Regions from separate parts of the Homo sapiens genome. Here region 2 is linked to region 1. Evidence: chromatin loops called from intact Hi-C (ENCODE). Cell type or tissue: sigmoid colon. All regions are shown on one strand. Each heading gives the region's core, and the rest is flanking DNA. Links, peaks and the distances in the headings are about the cores only.

Region 1 (2,894 bases), core at 395-2,894:
GCATACTGGAAGCAAAATTTAGAATTTTGTGTAACTTCAAAGCTTAATGCAGAAGAATTTATGCTACAGTATGAAAGAAAGCAGCTTAATCACTAGAAAAATTTACAGCACTTAGGTTAACAGCAGCTTAAAGACAGGTCTCACAAGTTGGCATTATGTTTAAGAAGCTATTCTCATCTATGGCTAAGATAAGGCAACATGTTTTTTCTCTTACATTGAATACAGAAAATGTTAATTCTTTAAAAACTTTAAACAGACACAATGGTATCTAATTAAATGGTATCCTGAGGAAAAATTCAGTATGGGAGGGGTTGTTGGTAGCGCTTCTTCACCCTCCCATCCCCCCAACTCAGGCAGGCTGAAGGAATCAGATGTGAGACTCTGATTTTAATCATGTTTTTTGCTTTGACGAAAAGGATCCTCTAAAACCATTTAAAAATGTTCTACAGAGAGACAGCTAGTAACTGCTGAAGATAGGGTGAGTAAATTCATACATCAAAAAAGGACACTAAGACGAATAGTGAATGTTATAAGGCAATTAGACCCCCAGCTTGTTTTTTTTTTCCCATGTTCACCTCCTATGGTATTTTTAAATCAGGGGTTAAACTATCAAAAAAATTGTGAAGATTAAAAGGATGTTAAGAATATACATGCAGCTTCCCCAGGGGAAACAGGCATAGACATCATTAAAGTCAGGAACCAACCAAATAAAAGGGAATCTACAATACTAGTCATGAATATTTGAGTCACAAGAACTGATTTTGAGAAAAATACTATTTTGAAATAAAATTTATCAAAGTTTTTTAAATAAAAAAATACATAGATTATTTTCACCCTCATAAATACACTGAGGGTAAACAGCTACATTTGAGTTCCCCTTCCAATCAGTGTCATTTGTCAGCTATTAAAAAAAAATTTCAAAAGAACAGGAATATTTTATGATCGACTAAATGACTTACTTCTACTAAAGAAAAAAGCATTTAAAAAAATTAATGTGCATGTAGAATTTTACATGCAAGGAAACTAGTTCTGAATACACTTAGAAGAGTCATTACCTTTGTCAAGTACTCCTTCATGACCTGGATGAAATAGGGCATGGCAAAATCCATGATATTGTGCCTCCATGCAGTTTCTAGGACGACATCTGGCCTTAAAAGATCGTAACAGGTAAACAGACAAGCTCCAAAGCACTCTCTTTTTTCTTCCTGCAAAAACCACTGCAGGAGTTCTTCAGCCAATTCAGTATCTTTAGATTCAGAAGCATACTGCATTGCATCCTATTCAAAGAAATAGTGAAAGTCAAAAACATTAGACCCCACATACTGAACTAGTAAACCAAGAAAAACAATGGAAACTTTCCAATATAAATCTGGTTTTGCAAGGGGAAAAAAGCCTCCTAGTTGTATCATTTAAATTAAAATTTTCAAAGAAGAGATAAGCTAAAAGCTTTTTTTTCCCCAGACAAGTTTGACCTTAACATAAGAGAGCCCCTAGAATCAAGAAATCCATTAACTTAAATTGCCTTAAAGTCAGCTCTCATATTCACAAAACCAATACTTTTATTTATAGATTATAATCACTTGTAACACCATTTTAGGCCTGGTTTAAAACAGCCCCTGCCCCGCAACTTTATCAACCTTGTAAAGGCTGTCTTTCTTGCACAGCTCTACACTCTGTTTCCAGCGATTGTTGCCTTTGAAGAGATAAGCAGCAATTCTCCTGAACTCAATGAGTTCATGTTTTTCCAAACGCTGAGCAAGCGAGATATTGTCAAAGTTGTCATAAGCATCTATTGATGTTCGCAGAGCCTTAAAAAAAAAAAGCCATCCAAATGCCAGATCAGTATTTTGTTTAACATTATATTCCGTTCTCAATCAATGAGCCCCTTAGATGGTAACATGTAATATGACACCTAGATTCAAGCATCAAAAGGTATGATTTTTCATTTTACCTAAAGATACCATTTTCTCCAAGATTTTCACTATCAAGGACTAACATATGGCTATGAAATGGACAATATTTCTAATTTGGAGGGCAAGATTTTTTTCTTTTTTTTTGAGATGGAGTCTCCCTCTGTTGCCCAGGCTGGAGTGCAGTGGTGATGCAATCTGGGCTCACTGCAACCTGCCTCTAGGGTTCAAGCGATTCTCCGGCCTCAGCCTCCCGAGTAGCTGCTACTACAGGCACGTGCCACCACAACCGGCTAATTTTTTTGGTATTTTAGTAGAGACGGGGTTTCATTGTGTTAGCCAGGATGGTCTCGATCTCCTGACCTCGTGATCCGCCTGCCTTGGCCTCCCAAAGTGCTGGGATTACAGGCGTGAGTCACCACGCCTGGCATGGAGGGCAAGATTCTGTGCTCTAGAGAAACTTCTGATAAAACTCAGCATGGCAGCAGTACAGATCTGCATGCGCTGAGCCTCAAAGAAAATGAAGAGAGAGAAAAAAAGGCAAGTAGCTTAAGCTTAACTCTACTTCACTTTTGCTTGTGAAATCCTTCATAAGAGAAAGTTTATACAAACACTAATAAAACAGTAGGCAAGAAAAATGGTGAATAAATATAGTTAATACCAAATAAATTTTATGAATTAGTTAAGTGGTCAAAGACATTTTTGACTCTACCTACAATCTAGATGTTAGAGATAAAGTAATCATATCATTTTTTTCAAAAGCAGTATCTTATACAAGATCTGAGCAAAATTCTGAAAACTTGGCACTTAATTAGAAGATTTATCAATCCTGAAATCTTACTAAATTTAGATCCTAGGTATGCAAGCACCTACTGTTTACAATCCTAAAGGATAATGGCTTTTTTAAAAAATGGGAAAACATAACTTTATGAGTCTTGAGATTATGTGCAAGAATCAAAAGGTTTTACCTGATAATCTTCTTCT
Region 2 (2,923 bases), core at 327-2,826, 380 kb before region 1:
AATTTTTAATAACACATTGACATCTTTAGGAATTATTTAGAATGTTTAATTTTTGAATGTATCATTTGAATTGGTGGAAATAAATACCATTTCATGTTTGCATTTTTTTTAAAAAAATGATTTTTTAAGTGTTTTTTCTTTTTTCTCTTGGTTATGAAAGGTCTTACCAAGCTAAAGTTCGCCAAGGAGCCTTAGTTTGTTTTCTTTCTACTATAAAATCGATAGAAAAAAAAGTTCTTTATGGCTACTGGTCAGCTTTTATTCCTGATACGCCTGAACTTGGCAGCCCACAGTCAGTGTCCTTGATGACTCTTACATTGAAAGACCCTTCTCCAAAGGTAAGAGAATTTAAACTCTAAGCTTTATAATAGGAAGAAAAAATTTACAGATCCTTATTGTTATCTCTGCCTTATCCTGTCTGATCTGAATATAGCTCTTAGTAACACTGACCCAAGTTCCGACTTGACCACTGGACAGACAGGAAAATAGGAAGTGGGCTTATGTGAATAATACACTGAGGCTGATCATGTAGGATCGCTTCCTGCCCCAGGGCTTGCTTGAAGCCTGAGCACACTGAATTCTAACTTTGGTGTCTCCCTTGAACTGCACTGAAGCAGCTGTGCTTCTCTTCCTTTTATGAAAATGTTGATTGCTGTGGTATTTATAATAAGAAAACATCAGAAATGGCTTAAACAACTCAGTAGAATATCATGGTACATAATGGCTATGAAGGATGCATAAGGCTTAGAAAAATGCCCAAAATGTTCTGTGAAAACACAGGATATAGAATTATGTATACAGTAGGATCCCAAACATGATTTTTTCTTGCAACTTTTCTAGTTTTCAAATCATGTGTAATAAATATTTACATATTTTAATGAGAAAAACTTATTTTTAAAAAGAAGAAAAAAATGATTGGCAGGCATGGATAGCTATAGCAAGATATCTCATGGCTTATCAAATATTTGCCTCGCTTGAATATGTTAATTCTTCTCCAGAATTTAGCCACTTAACCAAGTAAGGAAAATAGCCTGCTGTTTACAATAATGAACATTAAAAAGTCATGCTGAATGGCATCTGGGTGTCCTCAGGTAACCAGCTACCCACAAAGAGGAGTTTTAATTAGGCCAACAGCATATTGTTCCTTTTCTGTTTTTAAGATTATTCCTTAAGGGGTCAGGGGTGGTAACCCACAATACGTTGGAATTCCATATGAGTCATCTCCTTGAGTAACTTACTATATAAGAAAATTTCTGGATGACCCATCAGAAGCTTTTACAAGGTAAAGAAAAATAAATTAGCCTCAATTTTATATACACGCAAAAAAATGACTTGTGGGGTATTTCAAATACTCCTTATCCTAGGAAATTAAACTGGCAGAAATTTTACAAATTAACTAAATCAATAGTGAATGAGAACCTAGGAGAAAAATGGAAAAATGAGTGGTGGCAAATAAATCAGTAATGAAGCCATTAGAGTAATTGAAATAAAAGCTACTAAAAATATTGAAAATATATATTTGAAGACCCTCCAGCTAGGGGAGCTGCCAGCAGTGGCCAACGAGATGGTGCTGTGGAGCAAGAAGCAGCCCAGCTTTATCACCTTTATCACAGCTGCCCAGCCAAGGGGATGTGGGACACGGGGGTTTAGAACAGGAATACAAAAAGGTTATGAGGTCATAGCTGATGAAAATGAATTGGAATAATTTTCATGATGTTTATATCTTCATATATTTTTAAATGTTTACATTTCACTTAAAGTGCCATGAGAAATTTCACCTATTGCAAAGTGGTCTTATCCATCTCCTTGATTTAGGTACCTTTTAGACTTGTTCTTGCTGTTTAACTTTGGTGAATGCAAGAGATGTGCTGAGGAAAAAAGATACAGAACTTCCTTCTGGAGATGTTGTAGATCCAGTACAAAAAGCCACAAGAAAATCCTAGAGAAAAAAAAAAAAAAGTCATCCTACTTAAAGTGGATTTTAAAAGATGAAAGAAATTAAATTAGTTCAGTGTAATGGCAAGTGAAATGATCGTACTTAAGAGATTCTTTTAATCAAGTGTTAGCTTGGAAGGGTTTAAATAAGTGTGGTAATTATTGTTTACAACAGAGCTTGGAGCATACCTTTGCAGTCTGTCCATAGTGTGATTAACTGTGCACCAAGACATATGCTAGAAAAAAGTGTTGTGGTAGGTGATGTCATGGGACAGGCTTTTGTTTGTTTGTTTGTTTGTTTGTTTGAGACAGAGTTTTGCTCTTGTTGCCCAGGCTGGAGTGCAATGGTGAGATCTCAGCTTACTGCAACCTCTGCCTCCCGGGTTCAAGCAATTCTGTCTCAGCCTCCCGAGGAGCTGGGACTACAGGCATGCACCACCATGCCTGGCTAATTTTGTATTTTTGGTAAAGATGGGATTTCTCCATGTTGGTCAGGCTGGTCTGGAATTCCTGACCCCAGGTGATGTGCCTGCCTTGGCCTCCCAAAGTGCTGGGATTATAGACTTGAGCCACCGCACCCGGCCCAGTGGGACAGGCTTTTAAAATAAAGACTTCTAGAAAGTTATGTGCATTAAAATTAAAAATAACAGATCATGTAATTAGAATGGAACAGCATTCTGGATTGACCAGGTTAAAAGAGCTGCCATGACTCCAGGCCAAGTGGTCATCTCAGGTGCTCCTTGTGCATATAGAGTTAGATGGCTGGAGTTCCTCTTAGCCAGGATTAAATAAGACAACTGTAGTTTATCTTGTCATTGAAGTGCTTAGTGATTAGTTTTGAGTTTATGGCAGGTCTGATATGACCCATGGCATACTCAGCTGGAAGCACAATTTTAACTGGTGTACTAAGAAATTTTCTAAAGACAAATGGACAGAAGGAAAGGTGATTAGACTCTTCCAGTCAGAATGCCAACAATAAACAGAGGCT

The links. A loop is a pair of places that touch in the nucleus more often than their neighbours do. Peaks named below come from ENCODE experiments on the same cell type or tissue, not always from the same donor. Only the 100,000 strongest peaks of a DNase experiment are listed, where the experiment ranks them.
Region 2: it touches region 1 in a loop (4-fold over the local background); 7 of 110 quality-filtered maps call a loop at or near these places.

The regions. Positions count from the first base shown.
Region 1 is chr17:59,683,970-59,686,863 of GRCh38, reverse strand. CLTC (clathrin heavy chain) reads right to left here. Exons shown (of 32, transcript NM_004859.4): 28 at 2,879-2,894; 29 at 1,638-1,808; 30 at 1,056-1,277. Among named protein-coding and RNA genes, the nearest start is that of PTRH2, 22 kb to the left of the region's middle. RefSeq lists a silencer at 1,522-1,816 and an enhancer at 2,479-2,894. In sigmoid colon, for the core only: no CTCF peak of the experiment used is centred there; no DNase peak of the experiment used is centred there.
Region 2 is chr17:60,063,624-60,066,546 of GRCh38, reverse strand. HEATR6 (HEAT repeat containing 6) reads left to right here. Exons shown (of 20, transcript NM_022070.5): 9 at 161-338. It also overlaps the pseudogene LOC100422693. Among named protein-coding and RNA genes, the nearest start is that of HEATR6, 14 kb to the left of the region's middle. In sigmoid colon, for the core only: no CTCF peak of the experiment used is centred there; no DNase peak of the experiment used is centred there.